2 separate regions of the Homo sapiens genome follow, and region 2 is linked to region 1. The links are chromatin loops, found by intact Hi-C in ENCODE. Cell type or tissue: A673. All regions are shown on one strand. Links, peaks and the distances in the headings refer to the core of each region. The heading gives the core; the rest is flanking DNA.

Region 1 (6,696 bases), core at 617-5,616:
ACCCTGATTTTACCCACCTGTCTGACCCCTGACCTCTAACCCCTGACCCATACCTCTTCCTCCCAATGTCCCTATTTGAATCTGGGCCCACTATGGTTGGGGAAAGTGCTTAAAGTTGGTGTCAGGACATGTGGTTTCACCTGCTAACCAGCTGCGTGCATTTGGCAAAGTTACCTTTCCTCTCTCAGGCTTCAGTTTTCTCATCTAAATACCTATGAGGGTAACAGCAGGGTGGTTTCTCCTCAGGGAAATGGGAGGCCCTGCTGGGAAGAGGAATCAGGACAGGAAATGAGACGGCCCTTGGGACAGGAGAGGAAGGACCCGCTCTGGGGCTTTGGGAATTGGACTTGGAGGTGCTGGAAGGACAGGAACCAGCTCTGGCCTGGGGTGAGCTGGTCCTGTTTAGTTAGAAGGGAGACTTGTGGCATCACTGAGTGGCCATTTTGGTTTTTGCTGGCAACTGCAGTGAGGGACAGCCTCTCACTTCAAGGTGATGCCAAGAGTTCTTGGAGCTCCTTCTCCTGAATCATGGGGAGAACTGGCTCAAGCTGGTTGGGGCCTGGCTTGTGACCCATTGTGTGTGCATGAGTTCAAAGAGCTCAGTCTCCAAAACTCTGTGGCCATGGAGCCCAGGCTAGGTCTAGGCTAACTACAACCGTGCAGAGGAGTCCTTGTCCCCATTTTGAGCCCCGAGAAACCACTGTGGCATGAGAGGCAGGTCTCAGTAGCCTGGAAGCTTCCTGCGGAGACAAGGTCCCCGCCCTCAAGACAGTTCCCAAGTGGACATGGTGCACTATTGGCCAACTGCTTGTTGGCCGCAGCCACGACAAAGAGTGGCCTTTTAGGCCTCTTTGTTTCTTCTCAGGGAGGTGAAGTAACCATGACTAGGAAGCACCCAGGGTTCCCTAGATTGACTATGGGAGGAGTTCCAGTGAGGACTTTTTTTTTTTTTTTTTAACAGAGACCACTCCTTGTAAAAAGGACATTTTAAATAATTAGTGTGTTGGGAACATGGAGTCACTTCTTTAGACCTTAAAAAATAATTTGTTGTTTTCATTCAAGTGGGTAAAGCAAGCTATTTGGTTATTTAAGAGAACTAGCCTATGATCTTATGGGACCACCAGCAATAACATTCCATGATTCTGTGAGATGTCCCAGATCCCTTACTCCATTGAACAATAGCCAACGTTATTTACCTAGCACATACCTACCAGGCACACTTGACATGCATTTATTGTCATTATTGTATCTAATATAACATTTCTTTTTTCTTTTTTTTTTTTTTTTTGAGGTAGGGTCTTGCTCTGTCACCCAGGCTAGAGTGCAGTGACGCAATTTTGGCACACTGCAACCTCCACCTCCCGGATTCAAGTGATTCTCCTGCCTCAGCCTCCAGAGTAGCTGGGACTACAGGCATGCGCCACCACGCCCAGCTAATTTTTTGTATTTTTAGTAGAGATGGGGTTTCACTGTGTTGGCCAGGCTGGTCTCGAACTCCTGACCTCAAGTTATCCGCCTGGCTCAGCCTCCCGAAGTGCTGGGATTACAAGTATAAGCCACCACACCTGGCCAATTGTATCTAATATAATAGTTCTGCAAAGCAGGTGCTATCCACACTTTGCCCTGAAGAATCTGAGGCTCAGTAAAGGTAAGTAACTGACAAGTCATGGAACTTGTAAGAGGTGGAGCCAGGAGTCCAACCAGGCCTGAATGTGACTTCAGAATCCCCTGATTTGCAGCCTAGAGCCTCAGTCTTGGCTACTGTTCTAGGACCAGCCCCACCTGGAGGTCCCTAACTCTGGTGCCAGTCAGGAGCTCACCTTTGTGCATGGAGCAGAGGGACCCTCCCTTCAGTGTGAGGACAGGGCACTGGGAGGCAGTCAACTCATGCCTGGGACACTGCTGGGGGAGGGCTAGGGGGAAACACTGGTCCATCCAGGCAGAACCAAAACATGGTAGGATGTTTTAAAAGTCCTTTTCAATTGCTGGGCACGGTGGCCCACATCTGTTATCCCAGAGCTTTGGGAGGCCGGGGGAAGAGGACTGCTTGAATTCGAGACCAGCCTGGGCAATACAGTGAAACCCCATCTCTACAAAAAATGAACAAAACTAGCCAGGTGTGGTGGCACGTGCCTGTAGTCCCAGCTACTCAGGAAGCTGAGGCGGAAGGATGGCTTGAGCCCAGGAGGTGGAGGCTGCAGTGAGCTATGATCCTGCCACCACACCCTAGCCTCGGTGATAGAGCGAGATGCTGTCTCAGACAAAGAAAAAAAAAGGCCTTTTCATATTCCAATTCCATTGAAATACAATACCCACAACATGGTGAAACAATTTGAATGTATGTTCAAATGGTTTGAAAAAGATGCTGCCCAGCAAGAGTGGAAAATGGACAAGCAAAGCACCAGTGTTTGTACAGACAGGAACGCTAAAAAAAAGGAAAGGGGAAGAGTTTAAAAAATAAAACCTTCTTTTTTTTTTCTAAAGTGGAGCAGAAAAATCTCAAAATGTGATGGGGAGATTGAAGAAAAGAAAGAGGCACGTCCTTCCTCCCAGGCTGGAAGATTGAAGGGTGCCTGGATAGATGGTGAATCTGAGATTCTCTCCAGAACCAGGAATGCCCACCTATGCCCCCTAGAAGGGTATATTCGAATCTCCTGGGGACCATTCACTGCCCACCAACATCCCACTCTCTAAATTTCTTGCCTCAAATTCTGATACGCTTTCCCAGTTGAAGGTCTTCCTATAGCTTTGATTACTGCTAGGAGTGTGCTAGTGCAGAGGGCAGAGGCAGCAAAGAATGGGCAGAAAATCAGGGAGAATTGCCCAAGTGTGGGTGACTTAGAAAAAGAGATTTTCCCCTGAGGAATTATATTGATGAAATCTAGGCTTGAAAGGTCCAAGTTCAAAGGTCTGCTTACTTTATTATCGTTTTACCCAGAGGAATGTGCCTGTTAGGTTAATATTTATTTTATTGAATAATCTAGTTTTAGTTACTGTCAATAAAAGTCAGCGCTACTTTTTATAGGAAAAAAAGGCAGTTTTGTGGCTAATTTCAGATCTCAGAGAGGTTGTTCCTGGGCCCATTGGCTCTACCGCCACCTGGTGGTAGATTCCTGTAGAACAGGGCTGGCCATTTGGGTTTCGGACCAGAACCCAAGTCTGAGAGGTTGGAATCCTGATCTGCTCACCCAGTAGCAGGGTGACCAGTTGGACAGACTTCCTCTCTCCCTGAATTTCAATTCCCATATCTTAAAATAGAGACCATAATATCTACTTTTGGAGTTTGTCGTAACAATCAAATGAGTTAACATATATGTAGTGCCTAGTGCATAGTAAATGTTTAATAAACTATTAACTATTAGCCTCATTGAAAAAGAACTTGATATCCCCATGGGCTTGTTTCCAGTGGTTTGCCATGGAGTTCTGTTCTCACTATTTCCATAACTGACTGGAGCAAAGCTACAGAAGACACGGCCCCTGCATCATGGCCGACACTCTGCTGGTCAGAGGCTGGGAGAGACTTACGGTTTGGAGGGACGGGCCCAATCTAACGGATTAAATTGTAAGAGGAGTAATGCAAGTTCCAAATGACACATAAAGTCTGCCAAGTGCACACATATTGGGTGAGGGACAAAAAAAAAAAAAAAGACCAAGTCAAAAACACTGAGGGATTTTGGGAACAGATAGCTCAACAGGAGCCAATTGGGTGACACAGGCACCAAAAATTCTAATTTCATCAACAGCCATGAAGGAACAACATATATGAAAAGTCTTTAAAATGTTCATACAGCCTAACCTTGTAATTCCACTACAAGAAATCTACCCAGAGGAGGAAATCATCAGAAACAATTGCATACAAAGATGCTCACTTCAGTGTGGTTTATAAAAATGAAAAATTAGAAACAATGTCCAATAATAGACAAAAAGTTAAATTGTGGTTTATCCATGCAGCCCTTTAAATTTTTCAAAGGGAAATGCACATGAAATAAGTTGAGGGGGGTGGTGAGAATCGGGCTCTCATTACAAATAGAGGACACATTGATAAAAGGCAGAATTAGATAAGATATAACAAAAGCCTATATGCAGCTGATAAGATAGCTTCAAAATTTATAATGCAAAAACTGACAACCCTGCAAGGAGAAATGGACAAGTTCAACTTTAGGAGACTTTAATACACCTCTCCCAGTAATTTATAGATCAAGTCAACAGTAACAACAACAACAAAAAGTCAGGAGACTGATTTGAGTAATAACTCCGTTTACTGCAATACCTCAGTCTCAGTGAATTGATTTTGTCTGTGCACTTATCAGGCAATTACAATAATTTGTTAGAATGACTCACAAACCCAGGGAATGCTTACTTATTATTCCTGATTTATTACAAAGGAAAATTTAAAGGATGCCAATAAACAGCCAGATGGAAGAGACGTGAGAAATAAAAATAAAATCCTGAGTACCTCCAACAACAACAACAACGACAAAAAATCAGTAAGAAAAAAAGAGGGCGGGCGTGATGGCTCATGCCTATAATCCCAGCACTTTGGGAGGCTGAGACGGGTGGATCACCTGAGGTCAGGTGTTCAAGACCAGCCTGGCCAACATGGAGAAACCCCATCTCTACTAAAAATATGAAAAGTAGCCGGTCGTGGTGGCAGGCACCTATAATCCCAGCTACTCAGGAGGCTGAGGCAAGAGAATCGCTTAAACTCTGGAGGCGGAGGTTGCAGTGAGCTGAGATTGTGCTACTGTACTCCAGCCTGGGTGACAGAGTGAGACTCAGTCTCAAAAAATAAAAAAAATTTAAAGAAGAAAAGATTTGAACAATAGAATTTAGAAGCTTAATATGAGGGCCCTGCATAGTACACTGCACCCTACAGCTGGAGAATACATGTTCTTTTCAAACACATCTGGGATGTCTGGGCACAGTGGCTCAAACCTGTAATCCCAGCATTTTGTGAGGCTGAGGCGGGCAGATTGTTTGAGCCCAGGAGTTCCATACTAGCCTGAGCAACATAGGGAGACCTCCAACTCTACAAAAAATTAGAAAATGAACCAGGTATGGTGGTGTGAGCCTGTAGCCCTAGCTACAGAAGCTGAGGTGGGAAGATCACTTGAGCCTGGGAGGTCGAGGCTGCAGAGAGCCGAGATCACACCACTGCACTCCAGACTGGGCGACTGAGCAAGACCCTGTCTCTAAAACAACAACAAAGACAGATAGAAGATTTATAAAACTTAACTACACACACACACACACACACACACACACACACACACATAAACGCAAATCAACTATTTCAGTATGTGGGGCTAAATTCTAAGGGGAAGTACAGGGAGTTTTGGGAGTCAGAGGCTCAGGGACGATCTCCCAGAGAAGGTTATGACTGGGCTGAGTTTGTGAAGATAAGTTATCCAGCTAAAGGAGGTGGGGCTGGAGGCTGAGCTATCTCAGGCAGGGCATACAGCAGGTCTGAGGGCCCCTAGGCAAACAGAAGTGAGTTTAGGGAACTGCAAATCCCTTCCCAGAATTCACCTCTTGCTTCCAGGCAGGGGCCCTGACATGCATCTGCAGGGGCCCCACTAAAAGCTATCGGTCAGTTTCCATCTCTAACAGGAGATGGGGGTCTTCAGTTACCATCCAGCCAGGGCATGTCCCCCAGAAAGGAACATGAGCTGGGCCCGAAAAGGAGCTGCCCAGAGCTCCAATGTCAGGCAGGATTGGGGAGCTCCCTGCAGGTGGGCAGGATGCAGGACCCCTGAGGCCCCACCACCTCCTAAGGAAGCCCCCTCCCCATCCTCTACTACTCCTAAAAAGCCTGGAGGGCCTCCCTGCAGGCTGGCTCAAGCAACATGGACTCCCAGCCCTTGCCCCGCCCAGGCTCACACATAGTTTCTCTGGGGCTCAGGCAATGTTAACACAGCTATCACTGGCTTCCTGCTCACCATGCCAAGCTGTCACACACGTGAGCTCAGGTCTAGGAAAGAACTCTAGAGGGGTTTGGAACACTACCTGTCCAAAGTCTCTGAGTAAGTGAAATGCAGTGTTTAGCCCAAACCTTCATTTTAGCTAAGTGCCTTCCTGTGTCCTCCCCAAGAACCACTCTCAGGGTACCCTCTCACCTGGTGTGGGGCCTCACTTTACCCTCCTTTCAGTCTCTCCTTCCTGACTACTGAGCAGGCAGGGAGATGTGAGAGCCAGAGAGATTTGGGCAAGCCACACAGGCCCATTAGCTCAGCAGCTATGGAGAGAGAAGCCATAAAGAAGGAGTCTTGTCTGGAAAGCAGAAACCTGGACGGACTGGCTGTGTGGCCAAGAGCAAGTCACTTCCCCTCTCTGGTCCTCAGTTTCTTCCTTTTTAAAATAACAGGAAATCATCTCTAAGCTTATTTCTAGCTGAAGATTCTGGGATCTTATTTAAAGAATTGGGTCTATTTCAAAAGTCGACTTAGTTTTTTTGAGGTGGGGGACAGGGTCTCCCTATGTTGCCCTGGTTGGTCTCAAACTCCTGGACTCAAGGGGTCCTCTGCCTCAGCCAGCTTCAGGAAGTTCGTAATTGGAGGATATTGTCCCTTTTGTTGCTTTTCTGGGGCTGTTGCAAGGTGGAAAGAAACAGAGGTGGGCATCCTTGAGCCACTGCTGAGCCATGACTAGGAATTAGACTTCGCAAGGGAGCTGCGTGCAGTGGCTCACACCTGTAGT
Region 2 (6,696 bases), core at 843-5,842, 290 kb before region 1:
CCTCTTCCCACCACAGGGAGGCCCTTCCTCCACGAGAAGCAGGGCGGGGAAGCTGCCCAGCAAGCCATCTGACCACCAGTCACCAATGTAGGCAGAAATCACTGTGTGCTCAGGGGTTTAGGTGGAAAGGACCGTTGTGCTCGGGAGTTTGCCGACGTCTGGAATCCTTGGGGTTTTACTCAAGGGCAAGGTGTGTGAGAATTTGCAGCAAAGCCGTCAAGAAACACAAAGTGCAGCGTCTCAATATCAAGCACGCCCAACTTCCAGGGAAGACTTCCGCAAAATCAAGGGCGCTGTTGTCCTAGTCCTAGGGTCAACACATGTTCTCATTTTCAAAACTTTCCTGGTCACTGGGACCCAAGGCCTGGGAGCAGCATTTAACCTGCGGTGCCACTAAATGAGAGCCGGCCTTGAGTGAGTGTGCCTTTAACCCGGGCTGCCCTGGGCTACTGCCATATCACCTGACCTTGCAGCTTCAGGCTGCACTCCGCTTCCCTTTGTGGGGCTGGCAGGGGCACTCTGCTCTCAGCCTTCTAGCTCTGAGAGGAGAAAACCAGAAGTGGCCCCTTCCTGTGCCTCTGTGTGTTCCTTTGCAAGCCGTTGTGTGCCTTTTCTGCAGGCGCTTATGGAGAGTGAGGTGTGTTTGTACCATCTCCCCGTCAGATTAGGAATCCTCAAGGTCAGAGACAAGTTCCCTCCTCCCTCCGGATCCCCTCCTCATCCGCAGGTGGCTGCAGTCACTGGGGTGCTGGATGAGTCCAGTGACCATACATCCTGCCCTACATCCTGCCTGGACAGCCTGGGAAGTGTTTTGATGACTGATCAACCCAGAGAGCACGAGGGGAGAGCAAGAGGAGGAGAAAGGATGCTGCTGCTCCTGACTGAACGTGATTGAGGTGCCCCAGGAAACTACCTTGCTATGCAAAGTATGGTCCCCAACCTGCGGCATTGGAACCTTCATTTTAACAAGATCCCCAGATCCTGAAGCACTGCCTTAGAGTATAACCCAGGGCCTCCAGGGACCTACTCTTCCAGGACAAGCAATGATAATGACAATGATTATTTATTGAGCACCTACTTTGTGCCAGGCATGACACTAGGCCTCTTATAAACATTATCTTATTTTATGCTTTGGCAACCTAGCGAGGCAGGCGTTATTACCTGCTTTTCAGAAACAAAGAGAGCAGGTCAGAGAGGTTAACTACCTTGACCAATTCTATGCAGCAAATTATAGCTGAGCTGGAGCTTGAACCTGGAGGTCTGACTCCAAAGCCATGTCTCTGACAACTGTAGTATATGTGATGCAATCTTTCACATTAGGCCAACAAGGACAGCCACTTGCCAACTCGCTATGGGGCCCAGAGATTTAAAGGCAAATGCAATCCCCAGGGAGATGTCTAGAGGCTGCCCCATTGCCTAGTGCTGGCCTGGGGTGTGGGCACCTATGTGTTGGGGTTAGGTCAACCCTGTGGCAGAGGCCTCAATATTTCTTCAAAACACGTCCCTGAAGATGAAGGTGCATGCCTCAGTCCCCAGGGAGCATGAAGATCCAGGCAAGAGGGACATGTAAGTTGGATTGCGAGCAGGCCTGGAAGCTCTAGCACTGGCCTTGTCTGGGCCCTGGAGTGAGGGTAGTGGGGAGAAGAGTGGGGTGGGGGGCCCACGTGGGTCCTTTGTATATTATTTAACTTTCAAATTTGCAATTTGGGGCATCATCTCCTGCCAGCCTCAGGAGGCGGCACTCTCCTGCCAGCTCCACCTCTGGGTTCACTCCCACCCCCAACCCTCGGCCAGCACTCACAGGCTGCTCGCACCACAGAGCCCACTCTCTGCATGCCCACTGTCAGCCCAGGACTTCCTGCCTTGTTCTCTGGGTCTGTAGCTGGCTGCCTTGCTCCCCACCCAAATGTGAGTGACTTGAGGGCACATATCCCACTTTGTGCTTTATACAGACCCACCATCCTGCCTCCTACCCCAGGAGGTACCCCCAAAATGGTGAAGCCAGAAGTGCCTTCAGGGACGCTTCTACAGTCACATGGAGAGTAATCTGCAAATTCCCCACAGCCAGGGGACACCTGCCACGTGCAGTGAGAGGAACACAAACCAGCAGCGGGGGGGCACAGGCAGGATGTGTCGGCCCACCCCTCAGCGGTCACCCATCGCTTCCTCGGAACTCCCAGCTGCTCAGGGCTGAGGCGGGCGAGGCTCAGAAGTGTGGAAGGGCCCTCCCCAGCTGGTGACTGCATGTGGCAGGCATCCATACCCGGAACGCCCAGCCAGGGAGTCGGGCCAGCCCATCCCTCCTGCTCACAGAGTCACAGAGTGGGAGCAGACTCGGGGGTCGAAGCTGGGCAGCGCTCGCTCGCACTTCCTTCTGCAAACTTGACCAGGTCCCACGGCCTCTTCAGCCCATGGCTCCTTTCTCTGATCCCCAAGCCAAAGCCAGCAAATGAGAATAATCCAGTAGAGACAGCTGGGTTTTGGGATCAGGGTAGGGGCTCAGAGCCAGGGGTCTGGGATTCTGGTCAGTCAGTTTTTCTTCATCAGAATCAATCTCAGAACAAGAGGGAGGCCTAAGGCATGCCTGCTGCTGGCCAGGGGTGATGGGGACCACTGCCCACAGAAAGCCTTCTAACAAGGGCTGGATCCAAACAATCAAGGAACAAGGATGCCTAAAGCATTAGTTTCTCATCTAGCCAGAGAAATATTAAATGTGCAACTCACATAATTTTACAAACAAGAACCACCAACATAAAATAAGTGGAATATTGAAAATATTCAACAGGTAGAACAAGTCAAAGAACATGCTTTGCTTCCTATTCAGGCCAGGAAGGGAGAGAAAGAGAAGAAATGGAAGGTGAGGAGGGATGGGGAGATGGCAAAGTGGGGGCAGAGGGGAAAAAGAGAGACAAAAGGATTGGGGAGAAAAAACAGAGAGAGAAAAGCATAAAGGAAGAAAGGATGAGGCACAAAGAAAAGAGGAGGGAGAGCAGGTGGATTTTGGGGAATGCTGGACAATTGGTCAGGCTTGGTCTGCAGAGGCTCAGAAATCCTTACCTGGACATGAGCCTTTGTTTATAATTCTTCACTGTTCTAACCCTGAAAAGTACCTCTGTTCTAATCCTTAATCTTTCCCCCTTCAGGTCAAGAATGCCTTTGAGAATCTGGCAGTAGTTCTGAACCCTGTCCTAGAAAAATACACTTATTTACATACAATTTTGCATGCAACTTCAGGGGCTCAAGGACTCTATGTTAAAAATACTTATTCTAGAAGCTCCACTCTGATTGGGAGACCCATAATGGCCAAAGCAAAAACACCTCAATTGCCAGATGAAACTAAAATGAGGGTGGGATGTGTTGTATTCAAGTCTTCACATTGAGCTTTAATCATACCATTGGCTTCAGTGACAGAATTTAGGGCCTAAGCACCTTCTCCTGGTTACTACCCCAACAGTCATATTGGAAGCAAGGCTGGTTACTCCAAGGGGTCCATTGTGTACATGGATGGTTATTTCGCAGTAAGGGGCCTGTCAAAGACAGGTAACAATGTGTGAGTCAAATTAACCCTTTACAGATCAATAGGATTAGTAAATCCCATATACGTAGTAGTTTCCAAATCTGAATGTACATAAGAATTTCCAGTATGCTTACCTAAAATGTAGATTACTAGTCCAAAATTTGAGAGTATGGATCAGACTGTTTTTCTAATGAGTTTCTAGATAATTCCGATACAGGAAATCTCCAAACCAAACGCTGAGACACACTGTTCTCAGAGAACATTGCAAGCCTGAGAGGCTGAGCTTCTGGTCCCACAGGTCAGCTGATTATCTACTCCTTGCAGTGCGATTCTTGTACACTAGGGGGTAGGACTGAGCACATATACAAGGGCACCGCAAGACGAGGTTTGGACTACTGCATCAAAAAGGCTACCTTTACAGGGGAAAATAGAATGAGCAATGCAGAACATGAAAGGTAGAGTGCCAGGAGAAACCTTCCAAGGGCCTCGAAGACAGTAGTTCCCAGAGCTGACTTAAAAATCATGATAAAAAACTACCTGGAGCACTTCTTACAATCCAGATTCCCGGGCCTCAGGCTATTAGGAAACGCGCTCACACACACACACCAAGTTTCCTCAGGGATTCTGATACACACGCAAGTATCACAACTTGTTTGTTTATGGCACTTCAAGCCCAAGGGTATTTTGATCACTATACCAGACCATTATCATAAAGACGCTTCGAAAAACTAAAGTGCCCTTATAATTCTAAAGCAAAAAACAGTGAACATTACCAGGGTTTTCTTCTTCTTTTCTCTTCCTCTTCCTCCCCCTCTTTCTTTTTCATTGAGGAGGCTAATTGGAGAAGGTGGGCCACGCTGGAATGCCCTGAATGGGTTCCAGATGGTGAAGTCATTGGCCTCTTGGCCCAACTGTTCCTCCCTTTTCCCTGGAGTGCTGTACAAATATTATCATTTTCTGGCTGTGCAGTGACATAAAAATGGTTGAGAGGCTCTAGGTCAGGTGTAAAAGAAACTCATGGAAAGGGAAGAACAGCTCGGTCCAAAAGAAATTGTGGAGATACTTTCCGATTCTCTGCAAGGTGGAGAATCCCAAATCAGATGCCAAGCTCAGCGTGGATTGGTTTGGGCTCATCATGTTGTCCAGTCCCCACTGGCTTTGGCATCTGATCTGGGATTGTGAGGGGGTGCGGTAGGTCTCAAGAGAAATGCTGAAGGGGCAGCCCTGCTTCCGGCTGCTTAGCAGAGTGGTGGCGACAGGGAAACCCAGGCACAGATTGCAGATCCTCCGCCCAGGGAGGATGACCACGATAACAAGACTGTCTTACGTTTATTTAGAATCTTCCTTTGCCAAGGCAATCGTATTTATAGTAGTTGCTCATTTTGAGTATAACTTTTTAAAAACATTTTGATTTTCTGAAATTTGGATGTCTTACAAGCAACATGAGGACTTAATGTAAGGCTTTTTTCCACCTGAAAATTTGGTGTGAATTAAAATTGATGGTGACTTGGAATTGAGGAAATACGTTTTATTACATCATTTAATCTCTAAATAATCTGTGAGGCAGATATTATTATTCTCTATTTTCTAGAGGAGGAAACTGACGCTTAGGTGATTTCCCCAAGGTCAAGGATTGAGAAAGTGGCAGAGCCAGGACTAAAATCCAGGTTCCAGTATTTCTTCCCTGATAATGTCTGAGCAGATTTGTTCATACACTAGGAATTTGGGATTGCAGAGTAATTGCTCCAGAACTGCTCCAAAAACTGGCTGCCACCCACAGTTACTGGGGCAGAGAAAGCAAGAAGTGACTTTCCTTTTGCTTCAAGTAGAAATTTGAGGGAAAAGAAATAGAAATGTATATAGGTTTGTATGGTGGCTGTTTGTTTGCTTTAGGCCATAACAGAAGTCCCTTGATTACTTCAGGAGCTTCAGAATGTACCATGCTCATTCCTCATACCACGATCACCTCTGGTACGTGTGAGTTTAAAATGGTGCTCATTCGGTCATTACAGATTTACTGTTTGAATTTGTTATTTTATTTACTTTAGAATGCTTTTCATTTTTAGCAATCAGGATTCTAGAGTGTCATATCTTTAAAAGTCTAGCATTTTTATTTCTGCCAGTTCAAGAGGATGCAGGAAGAAGTTTAACAGAAGAAACCGTCTTCAAAATAATAAAACCCCAAAATTATTCTCTACAATATCCAGTAAGTGCTGATTTTCTAGAAAACAGTTGGCAGGGGGAGAGAGAGAAGGAACCACCCCTCCCCCCAAACTCAAAGAAAAAATAACTACTTTGGACATATTATTTCTAATCCTTTAAAAAACACTCTTCCAGGAGGGTATTTCTTTCCATTAGACAGATGGACAAACTCAAAGGGTTTCGGTGACTTGCCCACAGCCACACGGCTAACAAGAAGCATGTGTTCTGATAGCATTAATCAGAAAAGCATATATTGCTGACATGGATTCCCTGTTTCATGAGGGCAGGGACCATCGCTATCCTATTCTCCGCTGTATCCCAAAGCCTACCTCCTGGCACCCCGTAGGCTTTGATGACTACCTATAGGGTGGGAGGATGGGAGGAAGAAAGAAAGGGAGGCGGAACAGGTGTGTGTGCAGCCAGGCGCTCCGTCCACCCTGCCACTCCTCTTCTTTGGAGACAGTGCTCTGACAATCTGTTCCATCAACTCCATTCTCCTGCAACTCTCATCACACTTTCACAAGCTGCGCAGATTACGTTTCCTAGGACTGTGTCCATCCATCTGCCTCACTGGATGCTGATCCACTCTGGTGTGTTTCCCAGTCAGTCACTCAGCAAAGTGCAACCGAGAGCCAACCATGTGCCCGGTACTTTCCAAGATGCCAGGATAAAACGGCAATAATATGGGATTCCTGTGCTTGAGGTTTTTACAGCCTGAAAAACAATGACCTCTGCATTTCCTACTCAGCACCGCGTGCCATCAACATCCAAGGTATGGGGATTTTCTGTAGCTGCCTATCAAACTCTCTCAGCTACCACCAGTGCTTCTTTCTGCTATATCTGATGCCTTGTTTTGTTACTTTCAGAAACACCAAAGGATGGCCGCAATTGAGGGACTCTTCTCAATAGCATGTTCTTGTGCTTCTTCATTTAGGACACATCTCCCATGCTGGGAAGTACAAGACAAATACGAGGAG

Evidence for each region. A loop is a pair of places that touch in the nucleus more often than their neighbours do. Peaks named below come from ENCODE experiments on the same cell type or tissue, not always from the same donor. Only the 100,000 strongest peaks of a DNase experiment are listed, where the experiment ranks them.
Region 2: it touches region 1 in a loop (6-fold over the local background); 22 of 110 quality-filtered maps call a loop at or near these places.

What each region holds. Positions count from the first base shown.
Region 1 is chr3:125,434,892-125,441,587 of GRCh38, forward strand. No RefSeq gene overlaps it. Among named protein-coding and RNA genes, the nearest start is that of ZNF148, 63 kb to the left of the region's middle. In A673, for the core only: CTCF peaks have their summits at 3,117 (motif pointing left) and 3,328; a DNase peak (open chromatin) is centred at 3,070.
Region 2 is chr3:125,146,859-125,153,554 of GRCh38, forward strand. The region is part of intron 5 of SLC12A8 (solute carrier family 12 member 8); the gene reads right to left. It overlaps MIR5092 (microRNA 5092), which reads right to left and starts at 4,694; the gene lies at 4,607-4,694. RefSeq lists enhancers at 313-382, 793-852, 1,983-2,072, 2,183-2,372, 2,393-2,462. In A673, for the core only: a CTCF peak has its summit at 3,862 (motif pointing right); a DNase peak (open chromatin) is centred at 3,863.